Regions from separate parts of the Homo sapiens genome. Here region 1 is linked to region 2. The links are chromatin loops, found by intact Hi-C in ENCODE. Cell type or tissue: GM12878. All regions are shown on one strand. Each heading gives the region's core, and the rest is flanking DNA. Links, peaks and the distances in the headings are about the cores only.

Region 1 (8,341 bases), core at 249-8,248, 680 kb before region 2:
CATGTATCATGTCTGGGTGCTCACTAGTAGTAGGAATACAGCCATGAGCAAGGAAGCTATGGTTTTTGCCTATTAAGGACCTCGTAGTTTGACAAGGGGCAGATATTAAATAATTACACAAATAATTATTAATTTATTTCTATTGAGATACAGTTTGTTAAGGATACATATCACAAGCTGTGAGTGTTTTTATCAGGATTTATAAGTTAGTTGCTTTTATTGGGACTTATAACTTAGGGATTGTCAGGAAAGATTTATTTAAGAAGGTCACATTTAAAATGATACCTGAGGCTGGGTGCGGTGTCTCACGCCTGTAATCCCAGCACTTTAGGAGGCCGAGGCGGGTGAATCACTTGAGGTCAGGAGTTTGAGACCAGCCTGGCCAACATGGTGAAACCCCGTCTTTACTAAAAATACAAAAATTAGCTGGGCATGGTGGTGGGTGCCTGTAATTCCAGCTACTTGGGAGGCTGAGGCAGGAGAATCGCCAGAACCTGGGAGGTGGAGGTTGCAGTGAACTGAGAATGTGCCATTGCACTCCAGCCTAAGCGACAAGAGCGAAACTCTGTCTCAGTAATTAATTAATTCATTAAATAAAAATAAAATGATACCTAAAAAGTGAATCTTCTAGTTTAATCAGTTGGCCAAAAAAGAGTTAACTTAGCAGATAGAACATGTATGCAAAGGCCCTGAGGAAGGAAACAGCTTGACTCCTGAGGAATTAAAAGAAAGTCAGTGTCCCTGAAACATAGCAAGTAAAAGGAATGAAGAAAGGCCAAATAGATAGCCAGGCACTAGATCTTGTAAAGTCTTGGGTTTTTTGTTTTGTTTTGTTTTGTTTTGTTTTTGAGATGGGGTCTTGCTGTCACCCAGGCTGGAGTGCAATGGCACAATCTCGGCTCGCTGCAAGCTCCGCCTCCCGGGTTCATGCCATTCTCCTGCCTCAGCCTCCAGAGTAGCTGGGACTACAGGCGCCCGCCACCACACCCAGCTAATTTTTTTGTATTTTTAGTAGAGACAGGGTTTCGCTGTGTTAGCCAGGATGGTCTCAATCTCCTGATCTCGTGATCTGCCTGCCTCGGCCTCCCAAAGTGCTGGGATTACAGGCGTGAGCGACCGCACCCGGCCTATTGCATCTCAAAATTAACTATAATTCTTTTTTTTTTTTTTTGAGACAGGGTGGGGTCTCACTCCATCACCCAGGATGGAGTGCAGTGGCTACTATCATTCTCAGTATCTAATAATCTAGTCCATATTCAAATTTGCCACTTGTCCCCAGAATAGTTCTATGGATGGTTTGTTCAAACCAGGATCTAATCAAAGACCATGCATTGCATTTGATAGAGTAACTCCATTTTGATATGATCCAAATCTTGTGTTCTTCAGGGATCCTATGGGCATTTGGATGATTATTTATGCCCCATTACAATTCTTGGTTCTATTTCCTATATTCCTATTGTACCAGCTTTCCAATCCTGAGTCTTTAGATAAGACACTGCTTTACTTCTGACAGAGTACCCAGTGAGTGCTTTTTTTATTTTTTATTTTTTTCCCTGAAACAGGGTCTTGCTCTGTCACCCAGGCTTGAGTGCGCTGCTGCAATCTCAGATCACTGCAACCTCTGCCTCCTGGGTTCAAGCGATCCTCATGGCTCAGCCTCCCAAGCAACTGGGACTACAGGTGTACACGATCACACCTGGCCAATTTAAAATTTTTTTTTTAGAGACAGGATATCCCTGTGTTGCCCAAATTGGTCTTGAGCTCCTGGGCTCAAGCAGTCTGCCCAACTCAACCTCCCAGAGTGTTGGGATTACAGGTGTGAACCACTACACCCAGACATGAGTGCATTCTTTATAAGGGTCAAAAGCACGTCTTCTTCACTGACCCAGTGACAGATTACCTGATTTACAACAGAATCTATAACACTTTGGCTGTTGGTGTAGAATAGAACCCCTAAAGGAATACTTTTAAAATACTAAATGAATGCTAAATAAAATTTAGGGAAGGGGTTCTTCCAGCATGGTGTCCATTTGCTTAATAAGGGAATAAGGCAGAGAGAGGATTGTGCCTTTGTTCTATTAAGGCTGTTCATCATTAAGATTATTATTCTCTCCTACTAATTCCTGAGTTGTTTGTAGCACTTTATAAACTTGAGCCCCAGAGAATGTGTGATTTAATAAGGACACAAATAATAATTTTTAAAAATAGAGGCTGGGCATGGTGGCTCATGTGTGTAATCCTAGCACTTTGGGAGGCCAAGGCTGGACAGTCGCTTGAGGCCCAGAGTTCAAAGCCAGCCTGGACAACATAGGAAGACCCCATCTCAACAAATAATTTTGAAAGTTAGCCAGTGTGGTGGTACGCACCTATAGTCCCAGTTACTAGGGTGGCTGAGGTGGGAGGATCACTTGAGCCCTGAGCCCAGGAGGGTGAGGCTACAGTGAGCCATGATGGCACCAAAAAAAAAAAAAAAGGAAACCTTTTTTAAACAAACTATGGCTATTTTTAAATCTACATTACATCTTCCATATCTTCCTACTGCCTTCTAGCATTTCACTTTTGAGAAACCCTGATTTTGAGGGACATCTTATGCATTCATATTTAATGACCAGCCAGGCTTACACATGTAATTGCAGTACTTTGAGAGGCAGAGGTGGGAAGATCACTTGAGCCCAGTAGTTAGAGACCAGCATGGACAATGAAGTAAGACCTTGTCTGTACAAAAAACTTTAAAAAAATTAGCCAGGCATGGTGGTGTGTGCCCATAGTCCCAGCTCTTTGGGAGGCTGAGATGGGAGGATAATTTGAGTCCAGGAGATCGAAGCTACAGTTAACTGTGATCATGCCACTGCACTCCAACCTGGATGACAGAGTAAGACCTTCTTTCAAAAAAAAAAAAAAAAAAAAAAGGAAAAATTATATTTAATCGTCACAGTGTTTTCCATCTTTCTACTCCTGTGAACTCTTTCTCTTTGGAACATCTATCGCATAAATACATTTCATCCCACAGAATTCAAGATATACTTTCAGGCCAGGTGTGGTGTGGTGGTTCACGCCTGTAATCCCAGCACTTTAGGAGGCCAAGGCAGGTGGATCACTTAAGGTCAGGAGTTCGAGACCAGCCTGGCCAACATGGTGAAACCCCATCTCTACTAAAAATACAAAAACTAGCTGGGCATGGTGGTGTGTGCCCGTAATGCCAGCTACTCAGAAGGCTGAGACAGGAGAATCGCTTGAATCCAGGAGGCGGAGGTTGTAGTGAGCCAAGATCATGCCACTGCACTCCAGCCTGGGTGACAGAGCGAGACTCCATCTCAAAAAAAACAAAAAAGATATACTTTCAGCAAACAAAATTTAACATCTAGATAGAATACTTTTCCACTTCAGTGGTGTTTACAACTAGGGGCTTATAATAATAAATTGCCAGTCTGTAATAAACAGGCAATCAGACATAAATATCTATACTTCTATTATTTTGTTAGTGGGGCTACTTTTTAGGGATTTTTTTTTTTTTTTTTTTTTTGAGATGGAGTCTCACTCTGTTGCCCAGACTGGAGTGCGGTGGCACAATCTCAGCTCACCACAACCTCCACCTCTCAGGTTCAAGCGATTGTCCTGCCTCAGCCTCCCAAGTAGTTGGGATTACAGGCGGGTACCACCACTCCTGGCTTATTTTTTTTAGTAGAGATTGGTTGCACCATGTTGTCCAGACTGGTCTCAAATCCCTGACATCAAGTGATCTGCCCACCTTGACCTCCCAAAGAACTGAGATTACAGGTGTGAGCCACTGAGCCCGGCCTAATTTTTATTACGACTTTTCAGAGGATCTTTATGCTTCTAAGTATTCATGATTATATTATATCATTATCATCTCAAGACCTAGGCCAACAGGGGAAAGTCCATGATGGCAGGACAAAAATGATTACCTAGGAAGGGTCACCTCCAGTTTCTTTACTGGTTGTACCAATTTCTATAGGAATTTACTAAACCCTATATATGAAAAGTTTTTTTAAATATTTATTTATTTATTTAATTTTTTTTTGAGTGTGCGTTAAAATCTTTTGTCATCCAGAGTCTTTTGGAATTCTAGAGATGTTTGAGCTGTGGGCTTTGACAAGAGGGGAAGGGAGGTATATATGCTTTCTAGTTATTAATGGTATTGTTTACATCTCTATTCTAACTCCCATCTCTAGATATTGTATAGAAGCAGGAGCAAATTCTCTGTTAAGTTAGACTGTTTTTTTGTTTGTTTGTTTGTTTGTTTTTTTGAGATGAAGTCTCATTCTGTTGTCCAGGCTGGAGTGCAGTGGCACAATCTTGGCTCACTGCAACCTCCACCTCCCCGGTTCAAGTGATTCTCCTGCCTCAGCCCCCGGAGTAGCTGGGATTACAGGTGCCTGCCACCACATCCAGCTAATTTTTGTATTTTTCGTAGGAATGTGGTTTCACCATGTTGGCCAGGCTGGTCTCAAACTGTTGACCTCAGATGATCCACCCACCTTGGCCTCCCAAAGTGCTGAGATTACAGGTTTGAGCCATTGCACCCAGCCTAGGGTTAGGCTTTTTGGTGATCCTCTATACACCAAAGTGGTGTTTAAAGGACCACTAGGTGGTGTTTCAGTACAGCAAACCATTGAAAAGTATATAGCTGTTTCTAAAACCTGCACCTGGACAAAGTATTCTCTGTTTATTAACTTCATGATTTCATCTTTATCTATTTATTTATTTTTACCACAGCTGATTTTATCTTTTTTTTTTTTTTTCTTTTTGGGACAGAGTCTCACTCTGTCACCCAGGCTGGAGTGCAGTGGAGCAATCTCAGCTCACTGCAACCTCCACCTCCCAGGTTCAAGCAATTCTCGTGCCTCAGCCTCCCAGGTAGCTGGGATTATGGGTGTGTGCCACCACGCTCAGCTAATTTTTTGTATTTTTAGTAGAGACGGGGTTTTGTCATATTGCCCAGCCTAGTCTCGAACTCCTGACCTCAGGCAGTCTGCCCGCCTCTGCCTCCCAAAGTGCTAGGATTACAGGCGTGAGCCACGCGTTTGGCCTCGATTTTATCTTTACATACTTTTTTAAGCCTTCTGCCATCATGAGGTCACAATGGATGTGTAATCAAACTGATCCATTTTTTGTGAATAATATCTACCACACTTCCGAACGAATATAGTACAAACAATGATTTTTATTGCACAGGACATTTTCCCTGACCACAGATATTAATTGACTTCCTGTTGTTGGAAAGTCCTCTTATCATTCCTAGTTTTGTGGTTTACTGTTGCTAAATTCTGGAAAAATACCTCTGTGTTTCTTTCATTATTAGCAAACTAAAATCCATCTCTGTTAGTTATTACTTGTAATAACATCCTCCATGAACCCTTCATTAAACTTTTTATTCCTCATCTATCTATTGGCAACAAATAGGAATAGCCCTAATTTCTGCTATCATTTATATCACTTCTTTCCTTGTACATCCACCTGGTCTTCTACAATTAAACTGGGCGGATCCTCTTTGTGAAATACACATTGACCTCACTATTTATTTACTTATTATTATTATTATTATTATTATTATTATTATTATTATTATTTTGAGATGGAGTCTTTCTCTGTCACCCAGGCTGGAGTGCAGTGGTGTGATCTCGGCTCAGTGCAAGCTCCGCCTCCCAGGTTCATGCCATTCTCCTGCCTCAGCCTCCCGAGTAGCTGGGACTACAGGCCCCCGCCACCATGCCCAGCTAATTTTTTTTTTTTTTTTTTGTATTTTTAGTAGAGATGGGTTTTCACCGTGTTAGCCAGGATGGTCTCGATCTCCTGACCTCGTGATCTGCCTGACTCGGCCTCCCAAAGTGCTGGAATTACAGGTGTAAGCCACTGCGCCTGGCCAATTTTTTTTTTTTTTTAATTTTTTTTGGTGTGTGAGACACTTTCATTCTGTCACCCAGGCTAGAGTGCAGTGGCATGATCTTGGCTCACTGCAACCTCTGCCTCCCGGGTTCAAGAGATTCTCATGCCTCAGACTCCTGAGTAGCTGGGATTATAGGCGCGCACCACCATGTCCAGCTAATTTTTTGTATTTTTAGTAGAGACAGAGTTTCACCATGTTGACCAGGCTGGTGTTGAACTCCTGACCTCAAGTGATCCACCCACCTCAGCCTCCCAAAGTGCTGGGATTACAGGCATGAGCCACTGCACTGAGCCAACTTCATGATTTTCTTATAAATAATTTCAATTTTGGGGGCCAGATACAGTGGCTTACGGCTATAATCCCAACACTTTGGAAGGTTTATGATTCTATGAAGATAATACGCTTTTCCTTTCTTTTCTTTTTTTTTTTTTTTGAGACAGAGTTTCACTCTTGTTGCCCTTCCTGGAGTGCAATGGTGTGATCTTGGCTCATTGCAACCTCTGCCTCCCAGGTTCAAGCAATTTTCCTGCCTTAGCCCCCCAAGTAGCTGGGATTACAGGTGCATACCACCATGCTTGGCTAATTTTGTACTTTTAGTAGAGACACAGTTTCACCATGTTCGTCAGGCTGGTCTCGAACTCCTGACCTCAGGTGATCCACCTGCCTCGGCCTCCCAGAGTGCTGGGATTACAGGCGTGAGCCACCGCGCCCGGCTGATCTGTGCTTTTCAACAGCATAACTAGATTGATTTCTGTGAGCAGAGTGAGGAGACCATAAGAGAGCAAATGCTTTCCTGTGGGTCACTATAGATAGTGAGATGACTATTTATCCATGCAGGAAATTTGAAAGTGTAAAGATGGGTTGTAAATAAACCATTTCTGTCCTAGAAACAGACTCATTTAAGTCAGTTTTGCTTCTCATATTATACATATGATCATGACTGTTGGATTCCTATCCTTACCTAATTCTATATCCTAGATCTAGTTGTTGCATTTCATTTTTATGGCCCTCCTTCACCACCCTCTGATAACTTCTGCTTGCTCTTAACTAAGATTACATAGCCCCTGTCTAGATCACATAGCTTCTAGATCTTTGGTTCATATAATGATATCTGCATAGCTCTTTTCCTATTATGACTTCTTGATTGTCCTTTTACCATAGCAACCTTTATATTCATGTCATAACTGTTTCCCCTATCTCTTGGTTTTAAATTACTGACATCTCTGAAGTATATTCAGTCCCAACGTTTTTGAGGTTGGTTGTTTTGTTGTTGTTATTTCTTTTTTACCATAAACTCAGTCAGATGGTATGAGGTTGGTTCTGTTTGCTTTTTTACTCTATGTTTAGGGATTAGAAGTGAAAAGTAGTTTAGAAGGAGGTACAGTTCTGGATAAATACTAAAACCATGTTAAAGAAATAAATTTGTTTATTCTATTTCCTCTTTGACTAAGGCCATAGTGGAAATTTTTTTCACAGAATGCTACATTTAAGTAACAATCCATTAAGTTTAGCTATTTTTAAAGCTGGTTGATATATCAAAAATTGTCACTTTTTAAATTAAAAGGGGAGGGGGCAGAATTTGGAAACTGGAATAAGGAAAGTGATGATTCCATAGTACAAGCAGAGAGATTCATCTTTTTCTCTTAAATAGGAGATAGAAGCAGATAGACACAGAAATTGAGATCGATTTAGATGATACTCATGAATATAATATCTTCTGTTTATGAAGCAGTTAGAGGCTTTGTACTATATTAAGCATTTTATATGGATTATCTCATTTAATCTTCACAACTCCTCTGTGAGGAGTGGATATTATTATTCTCACTTAATGGCTGAGGGAACATGTAAAGACCCTAAGTAACTTGCCCAAGACCATTTAGCTTATCAGCATTTCCAGTGTGACTTTCAAGTCCACTTTCAACTTGACTTTCAAGTCAACAACTATGCTTCACTGCCTCTCTGGGTGGATAAGAAAGTGCTTTTTTGGATAAGACTACATTTGTTAAGTAGGAGTAGTAATTTCATTTTTGATACTTAAAATACTTTAGAAACTCTCTTAGAAATGTATAAATTTTCAAATTATAAAGTACCTTAGAAACTTCAAAATTTCTAAGAAGAAAAAACTAAAGTCTAGAGATGTTAAGTAATTTGTGTTTAGGTGTGTTGGTGTTTTGTTTTGAGACAGAGTCTCGCTCTGTCGCCCAAGCTGGAGTACAGTGGCACAATCTTGGCTCACTGGATCCTCTATCTCTTGGGTTCAAGCGATTCTTCTGCCTCAGCCTCCTGAGTAGCTGAGACTACAGGCATGTACCACTACACCTGGCTAACTTTTTGTATTTTTAGTAGAGACGGGGTTTCACCATATTGGCCAGGCAGGTCTGAAACTCCTGACCTCAAGTGATATGTCCACCTCAGCCTCCCAAAGTGCTAGGA
Region 2 (8,341 bases), core at 68-8,067:
GGAGGTAGCAGGTATGGACAGTTATAAGGAATTTGGGAAGGGAGAGGAATGGAAGGATGGGAGGGTTTTATTTTTTTCTTTCAATTTTTCTTTTGATTTACATTAGGAAATATCCATAGAGGACAAGGGCAATTTGGGGAACGTTAGAGAGAAAGGGAGCCAGGTTCTAGTCCCAAGAGATAAAAGGGACTAGGAGGAAGAGCCTGGGGAAGAAGGGGACCCTAGAAGAGGAGATGAGAGACACTGTGTCCTCTGAGCCAGGAGTATCGTGGACCCTCGGAACTGCCGGGGTCTGTGGCTGGCCCAGCTCTGTGTCGCTGTGTCACCTCAGTGCCTGTGCCGCGTACTCCTCGTGGGTAGGAAGCACAATCAGATGGTTTATCTGTTGTATTCTCCCGCCTTACCAGCTTCCCATGTTAGTGCTAAGTGCAATTCTAAGAAAAGGAAAATATGTAATTCTGATTGAGCCTAGTTTAATGTTGGCATATATACCAGAAATATGATAGTTGGAAATTGATATTGTATGATGTCATTAAAAAAAATTGTTAGAACCAGAAATACCATTTGACCCAGCAATCCCATTACTGGGCATATACCCAAAGGAATATACATCATTCAGTTACAAAGATACATGCATACGTATGTTCACTGCAGCAGTGTTCACAATAGCAAAGATATGGAATCAACCGAAATGTCCATCAATGATAGACTAGATAAAGAAAATATGGTACTTATATAGCATGGAATACTGTGCAACCATAAAAAGGAATGAGATCATGCCCTTTGCAGGGACATGGATGGATCTGGAAGCCATTATCCTCAGCAAAGTAACACAGGAACAGAAAACCAAACACCACATGTTCTTACTTATAAGTGGGAGCTGAACAATGAGAACATGTGGACACAGGGAGGGGACCAACACATACTGGGGCTTGGGGGCATGGGGGGGGCAAGGGAGAGCATCAGGAAAAATAGCTAATAGATGCAGGGCTTAATACCTAGGTGATGGGTTGACAGATGCAGCAAACCACCATGGCACATGTTTACCTGTGTAACAAATCTGTATATCCTCAACATGTACCCTGGAACTTAAAATAAAAAAAATAAAAAATAAACTGTTTTACATCTAACTTGCAATTTTTTTTTTTTAGATTTAAAGGTACAGTTGAGGAACTCAGTAACCAGATATTATCTGCACGGAGTTGGTTGCAACAGGAACAAGAACGGATAGAAAAAGAGCTTTTACAGAAAATTGATCAGCTTTCCTTGATTGTTAAGGAAAACAGTGTAGGTATTGATGTTTAGCAAAAATTTAGTAAAGTTATTCAGTGGGGGCCTACACTGTTTGAATAATAATACCTAGTAATTTATCACTGATTTAGCTGTTCAATTGTTTCTTGCCTTAAAATCCATTTCCATAGTTCCATATTGATGCTTTGTATTCTTCATAAAGACATAGAACACTCTGACTTGTTTTGGTTAACAAAGACTAAGTAGAAAATTTCAGTACTTTCAGTTAAGATGAAGTTAAGCTAAAACCTTAATGATCCAAATTGTTCATCTTCGTTTCTACATAAAACTAAGAATCACCAACTTCATTCTTGTTTGTTTTAATTTCTTGATCTGGGTTTGCTTTTTTGCCTGGTGTTGAATAGATTTCTGTCTCCAGATCACACCATTCTACTGTAGCTACATGTGAGATACCACAGTGCAACATGTAAACAGAATCCACCATTTTTTTCCCCATTTTCCTTCTCCTTCATCCCAGTCTCTCACAGAGCTAAGGTTTGTAGAACTGCTCAAAAACGATATCAAGAAAGTCTTGTGCCGGGCACTGTGGCTCACTCCTGTAATCCCAGCACTTTGGGAGGCTGAGGCGGGAGGATCGCTTGAGCCCAGGAGTTCGAGACCAGCCTGGGAAACATGGTGAAACCCCATCTCTACAAAAAACACAAAAATTAGCTGAGCATGGTGACACACGCTTGTAGTCCCAGCTACTCAGGAGGCTGAGCCTGAATCCACCTTGAGCCCAGGAAGGTCAAAACTGCAGTGAGGTATGACTGCACGCTGCACTCCAGCCTGGGCGACAGAGTGAGACTCTATCTCAAAAAAAGAAAAAAAAGTCTTGCATATGTAGTATTCAAAATTGTTATGCTCCCAAACCAGTACCTGGCAAGCAAAGTTTCATTGGTTTTCATTGTTTAGCATGACATCTCTGTCTCCCTTCCCTTTTCTTGTACTGTTTCCTCTTGTTGGATATTGATGATTGAGCTGAAATGACTGGTGCAGTACATCTCTGACTCTGCTCTCTCCAGATGTGGAGCTGTTGAATTGCAGACTCTGCATTGAGCACCATCAAGAGAGGAGTATCATGCCATAACCCACTTACAGCTTGGAGTTTGCAGTCTTGGCCTCCAAGCTCACTGGCAGACACAGATTCCCATAAAAACCAAGCATGTGGAAAGGCAAAAGGAAAGGAAAGACTTAATTTTCATATATGATTTTATATATATTTAAAATATTAAATATGTTCTTTTAAGTATTTCCCCATATTTCCATCACATCTACTAATTGGCTTACTTGGATTTATACTAATACATTTGTACTAATAATTCTTGGTCTTTGGATCACTGTTTATATATGGATTGGTTTAATAGCTAACAGTAAACCCCAGGATAATAGTGGCTTTCATGAAATAGAAACTTATTTTTTATTTCGCATAATGGAAGTCTGGGTATAGGTAATGCAGGACTGGTATGATAGCTTCTCAGTCCTCAGTGACCCAGGATCCTTCCAGTTTAACTTTTTGCCAACCCTAGAGTGATCCATATCTTCATAATTCAATATAGCTGCTAGAGCTCCAGCCATTCTGGCTGAATTCCAGAAAGGGAAGGACGAAGGAAGAAGTAAGGAGATACATCAGCTGTCTTTTAACTTTTCCTGGAAGCTGCCATATACACTTGTACTTACATCTCATTGAATGTAGTGGTTTTTTTTTTTTTTTTTTGAGACAGAGTCTCACTCTGTTACCCAGGCTGGAGTGGAATGGCGAGATCTTGGCTCACTGCAACCTCGCCTCCCCTGTTCAAGTGATTCTCCTGCCTCAGCCTCCTATGTAGCTGGGATTACAGGCACCCACCACCATCCATCCCTGGCTAATTTTTGTATTTTTAATAAAGACAGGGTTTCACCATGTTGGCCAGGCTTGTCTCGAACTCCTGACCTCAAGTGATCTGCCTGCCTCGGCCTCCCAAAGTGCTGGAATTACAGGCGTGAGCCACCGCACCCAGCCTGAAAATGTAGTCTTTGTTTTGAATGACCTTGTACCCAGCCGAAAATCATGGATCTGTTAAGGAAGAAAGGGAGAACGGATATTATGGTGGGCAACAAGCAGCTGTTGCAAATCTGTTTCTTGCAGATTGTTGTTAAACGATATTATGGCTGATGTGAATGCAATGCAGATTTCTTTTTGGAGTGATTAAGTGCAGTTCTTATCATGGATCTCAGGGAGCCAGTGAAAGGGATATGGAGAAGAAGCTCAGCCAGATGTCAGCCAGGCTTGACAAAATAGAAGAGGGTCAAAAGAAGACTTTTGATGGTCAGAGAACAAGGCAAGAAGAGGAGAAGATGCACGGGCGAATCACCAAGCTGGAGTTACAGATGAACCAGAACATCAAGGAAATGAAAGCAGAAGTTAATGCTGGTAGGCCAAAACCAGAACAGCTCACGTGCTTTATTTTCTGTTTGTTCTAAAACCTATTAATTAGTATCCCCTGCAACTACCTATGAACCTGGCTAATGGTAATAACCGTGAAATATCCTTAGTTGATTTTCTGAGTAGCTGTGCTGTATTTTCTAAGTAGCTACAATGCTGTTTGAATTTCAGCTATATAAAGAGCCACCGTGAGAGACAGGCAAACAGAACTGAAATTGCTTAGCCTGCAACTGAGGTACATTTTCTTCAGCACCATCGGCCAATTCTTTTCTGTTCATAGCCAAGGTTAACATGTCTCAGAAGGAAGCACATATCTTTGAGGGGGTTTTGAGGGCTTATTTTATAGTGCTAGCAGTACAGTACCACCCTGGCAAAGAATGATTTTCCTCTACTGGCAGGTCAGCAGGGCGCATTAATTCACACTTGCTTAGAGGAGAACATTAGCACTGATTTCAAGTTCTGAGTGCTGTCATATATGGGAGGGATTAGATTTACGCTCTGAACTCAGGAATACAGAACTGTGACCACTAAGTGGAAGGTACCCGAAGACAGATTTTAACTCAATATGAGGCAGAAGTACCTTGAAGTTAATGAGTCCTAAAAGACTGATGGCTTTCGGAGCTTGAGAGCTCTTTGTTACAGAAAATATTCAAGTAGAGGCTGGTTGATTGTGGTCAGGAAGAAGACGTTCCTGTAGTGTGAGAAGTGGAACTAAATTCTCTCCTAGCTTCTTCCAGTTGTATGATTCCATGAATTTTCTTCTATGAAATTGTTCTGTTTTGGCCACATGGAAATAAAAGTGCTAGTTATCCCTAGAATAATTTTGTTATTACCACCAAATGTTTATTATTTTATTTATAGGAGCTACAATTAAATATATGAATTGGAGAACTTGTAAAGATAAAAATGAATTTTCTTTCTTAGTCTTTGGACTATTAAAATATGGTATTTGAATATTTCATCAATGTTTAACCTCGCATCATTCCCTGAAGGAATGTATTGTTATTTAACATACCATTGAGGATGTTAATATTTAGCACCTAATATGAAAAGCATCTGAGCCTTTTAAAAAATAAAGCCATTTTCTTTATTACAAAGACAATATATTTCTTCTTTCTTCCTTTTTTTTTTTTGTTTTGGAGACAGAATCTTGCTCTGTTGCCAGCCTGGAGTGCAGTGGCGTGATCTTGGCTCACTGCAACCTCTGCCTTCAGGGTACAAGCGATTCTCCTGCCTCAGCCTCCTGAGTAGCTGGGATTACAGGCGCCTGACATCACGGCCGGCTAATTTTTTTTTTTTTTTTTTAATAGAAACAAGGTTTCACCATGTTGGCCAGGCTAGTCTTGAACCCCCAACCTCAAATGATCCTCCCGCCTCGGCCTGCTGAAGTGCTGGGATTACAGGCAAGAGCCACCAGGCCTAGCCTCATGATGCCTTTTTACCCCTTTATTATTTCCATTTTTTTGGAAATTAAAAAAAATGACAGAATGAGACAGAGGCTCACTCTGTTGCCTAGGCCGGGGTGAAGTGGTGTGATCGTAGCTCACTACAGCCTCCTGGGCTCAGGTGAGCCCCCTGCCTCGACCTCCTGAGCAGCTAGGACTATGGGCATGTGCCACCATGCCCAGCTCATTTTTTTATTTAAAAAATTTTTTTAGAGATGGGTCCTCAGTATGTTGCCCAGACTGGTCTGGAACTCCTGGCCTCAAGCAGTCCTCTTGCCTTGACCTGCCAAAGCTCTGGAATTACAGGTGTGAGCCGCTGCCTGGTTGCCCTTTTATTATTTCAGTGTATATATCCTAAGAACAAGGATATTCTCTTATAAATAACTTTAATACAATGTATCATCAATGAAATATTTTTTAATATTCAATTTTCAACGTGCCATTATTTCCTTTATAGCAACCCTTTTCCAGTCTAGTGTCTTTTTTTTTCTAATTACATGTTTTTTAAATAAAAAAAATTGTTGTGTATATTTAAGGTATACAACAAGATGTTTATATTTTGATATATATATACATAGTGAAATAGTTACTGTATTCAAGCAGGTTAACATATGTATCATCTCACAGGTATTTGTGTGTGTGTGTCTGTGTGTGTGTGTGTGTGTGTGTGTGTGTGTGTGGCAAGAACACCTGAAAATGTACTCTTTTAGCAAAAATCCCAAATACAATACAATATTATTGACTGCAGTCCTCATGCTATACATTAGACATCTGGTCTTGTTCATTCTCCATATCAGCAATTTGTATCTTTTGACCTGCATCTCCCCATTTCCTCCTCTTCCGCCCCACCTTTGGCAACCACCATTTTATTCTCTATGTTTTTGACTTTCTTTCTTTTCTTTTTTTTTTTAGACAGAGTCTTGCTCTGTCGCCCAGGCTGGAGTGCAGTGGTGCAGTCTCGGCTGACTGCGACCTATTCTTCGCAAGTTCAAGTGATTCTCATACCTCAGCCCCGCGGGTAGCTGGGATTGTAGATGTGCACCACCAGGCCCAGCTAATTTTTGTATTTTTAGTAGAGATGGAGTTTCATGGTGTTGGCCAGGCTGGTCTCAAACTACTGACCTCAAGTAATCCACCCGCCTCGGCCTGCCTTCCTCCCTCCCTCCCTCCCTCCTTTCCTTCCTTCCTTCCTTCCTCCCTCCTTCTCTCTTTCTCTCTTTCTTTCCTTTCTTTCTCTTTCTTTTCTTTCTTCCTTTCTTTCCTTTCCCTTCCCTTCCCTTCCCTTCCTTTCCCTTCCCCTCCCCTCCCCTTCCCTTCTTCCTTCCTTTTCTTTTTTTAGATTCCACATATGAGATCGTGCAGTATTTTTCTTTCTGTATCTGTCTTATTTCACTTAGCATAATGTCCTCCATTTTTATCCATTTGTGACAAATGGCAGGCTCTCCTTTTTTGTAAAGCTGAATAATATTCATCATTTGTATATATACACAATTTCTTTATTCACTAATTTTTTGATGGACACACTTCAGTTGTTTCCATATCTTGGCTATTGTAAATAATGGTGCAGTGAACAGGGGAGTGCAGATATCTTTATGAGGCAGTAATTTAATTTCTTTTGGGAATATACCCAGTAGTGAGATTGCTGGGTCGTATGGTAGTTCTATTTTAAATTTCTTTAGTAACCTCTATACCAAGCTTGTCCAACCCACATCCCGCAGGCCACATGCGACCCAGGATGGCTTTGAATGCAGCCTAACCCAAATTCGTAAACTTTCTTAAAACATTATGAGATTTTTTTGTGATTTTTTTTTTTAAATCACTCATCAGCTATCATTAGTGTTAGTGTATTTGTATTGCCCAAGACAATTCTTTCAGTGTGGCCCAAGGAAGCTGAAAGTTTGGATACCCCTGCCCTATACTGTTTTCCACTATGGCTGCCCCATCCTGCATTCCCACCAACAGTGTACAAGTGTTCCCCTTTCTTCACACCCTCGCTAATGCTTGTACTCGTTTGTCTTTTTGATAATAGCCATCCTAACAGGTGTGAGGTGATAACTCATTGTGGTTTTAATTTGTATTTTTCCTATAATTAGTGATGTTGGCCCTTCAGGTTCTAATCCAGAATTACACATCGTATTTAGTTGTCATGTTTCTTTATTTAGTCTCTATTAATCTGGATCAGTTTCTCAGTGATGTTGACCTTTTTAAAGAATACCAGCCAGCCAGCATTTTGTAGACTATCCCTAGTTTAGATTTGTTTGCTTCATTTTTTTTTTTTTTTTTTTGAGACGAGTCTTGCTCTGTCGCCGAGGCTGGAGTGCAGTAGCACAATCTCAGCTCACTGCAACGTCCGCTTCCTGGGTTCAAGCAATTCTCCCTGCCTCAGCCTCCCGAGTAGCTGGGACTACAGGTGTGCGCCACCATACCCAGCTAATTTTTGTATTTTTAGTAGAGACAGGGTTTCGCCGTGTTGGCCAGGCTGGCTCGAACTCCTGACCTCAGGTGATCCATCCGCCTTGGCCTCCCAAAGTGCTGGGATTACTGGCATGAGCCACCGTACCAGGCCTGTTTGCTTCATCTTGATATAATTTAGGTTGTGTATTTTGGTATTCTTTAAAAATGTCAAGAAGTGATGTTGTGCCCTGCTCAGGGTATCTTTTCAGAAGTTACGTGATGTTGTTTCTCCCAGTATGGGTGACGTGAGATTTGATCACTTGGTTAAAGGGGTATATGACAGTCTTCTCCATTGTAATAGTTCCTTTTTCCTTTTTGTAATTAAAAAGTAATCTCTAGGGAGAAACTAGAAACTCACCTGTTCCCCATCATACTTTCATCCCAGAGGTTTTAGCATCTATTAATAATTTTTGCCTGAATCAACCATTACTAGATACTATAGAATTTGATACAGCATTTTAAAAAAATTGTTAACTGTTGTGAAATTTACCTCTCCTTCAAGGGTTTACAGCCGTCTATGAAAGCATAGGATCCCTCAGGCAAGTTCTCGAGGCCAAGATGAAGCTGGACAGGGACCAGCTACAGAAGCAAATCCAGCTGATGCAGAAGCCAGAGACCCCCATGTGAAGGGAGCTGGGACAAGGTCCTAAAAGACAGTTTTGCCAGTGGGGCTAGGAGCCGGATACCTCTGTAGCCAGGCCATCGCTGCATTCAGGATTGTTCCATC

The links. Peaks named below come from ENCODE experiments on the same cell type or tissue, not always from the same donor. Only the 100,000 strongest peaks of a DNase experiment are listed, where the experiment ranks them.
Region 1: it touches region 2 in a loop (3-fold over the local background); 2 of 110 quality-filtered maps call a loop at or near these places.

The regions. Positions count from the first base shown.
Region 1 is chr15:58,835,082-58,843,422 of GRCh38, forward strand. The region is part of intron 6 of MINDY2 (MINDY lysine 48 deubiquitinase 2); the gene reads left to right. Among named protein-coding and RNA genes, the nearest start is that of MINDY2, 68 kb to the left of the region's middle. In GM12878, for the core only: a CTCF peak has its summit at 4,611 (motif pointing right); a DNase peak (open chromatin) is centred at 7,830; H3K4me3 peaks cover 202 bases; H3K27ac peaks cover 1,810 bases.
Region 2 is chr15:59,513,138-59,521,478 of GRCh38, forward strand. It overlaps FAM81A (family with sequence similarity 81 member A), which reads left to right. Exons shown (of 9, transcript NM_152450.3): 7 at 1,152-1,287; 8 at 3,508-3,703; 9 at 8,117-8,341. The coding sequence ends at 8,241. Among named protein-coding and RNA genes, the nearest start is that of FAM81A, 79 kb to the left of the region's middle. RefSeq lists an enhancer at 2,122-2,191. In GM12878, for the core only: no CTCF peak of the experiment used is centred there; DNase peaks (open chromatin) are centred at 3,784 and 4,237; H3K4me3 peaks cover 796 bases; H3K27ac peaks cover 1,530 bases.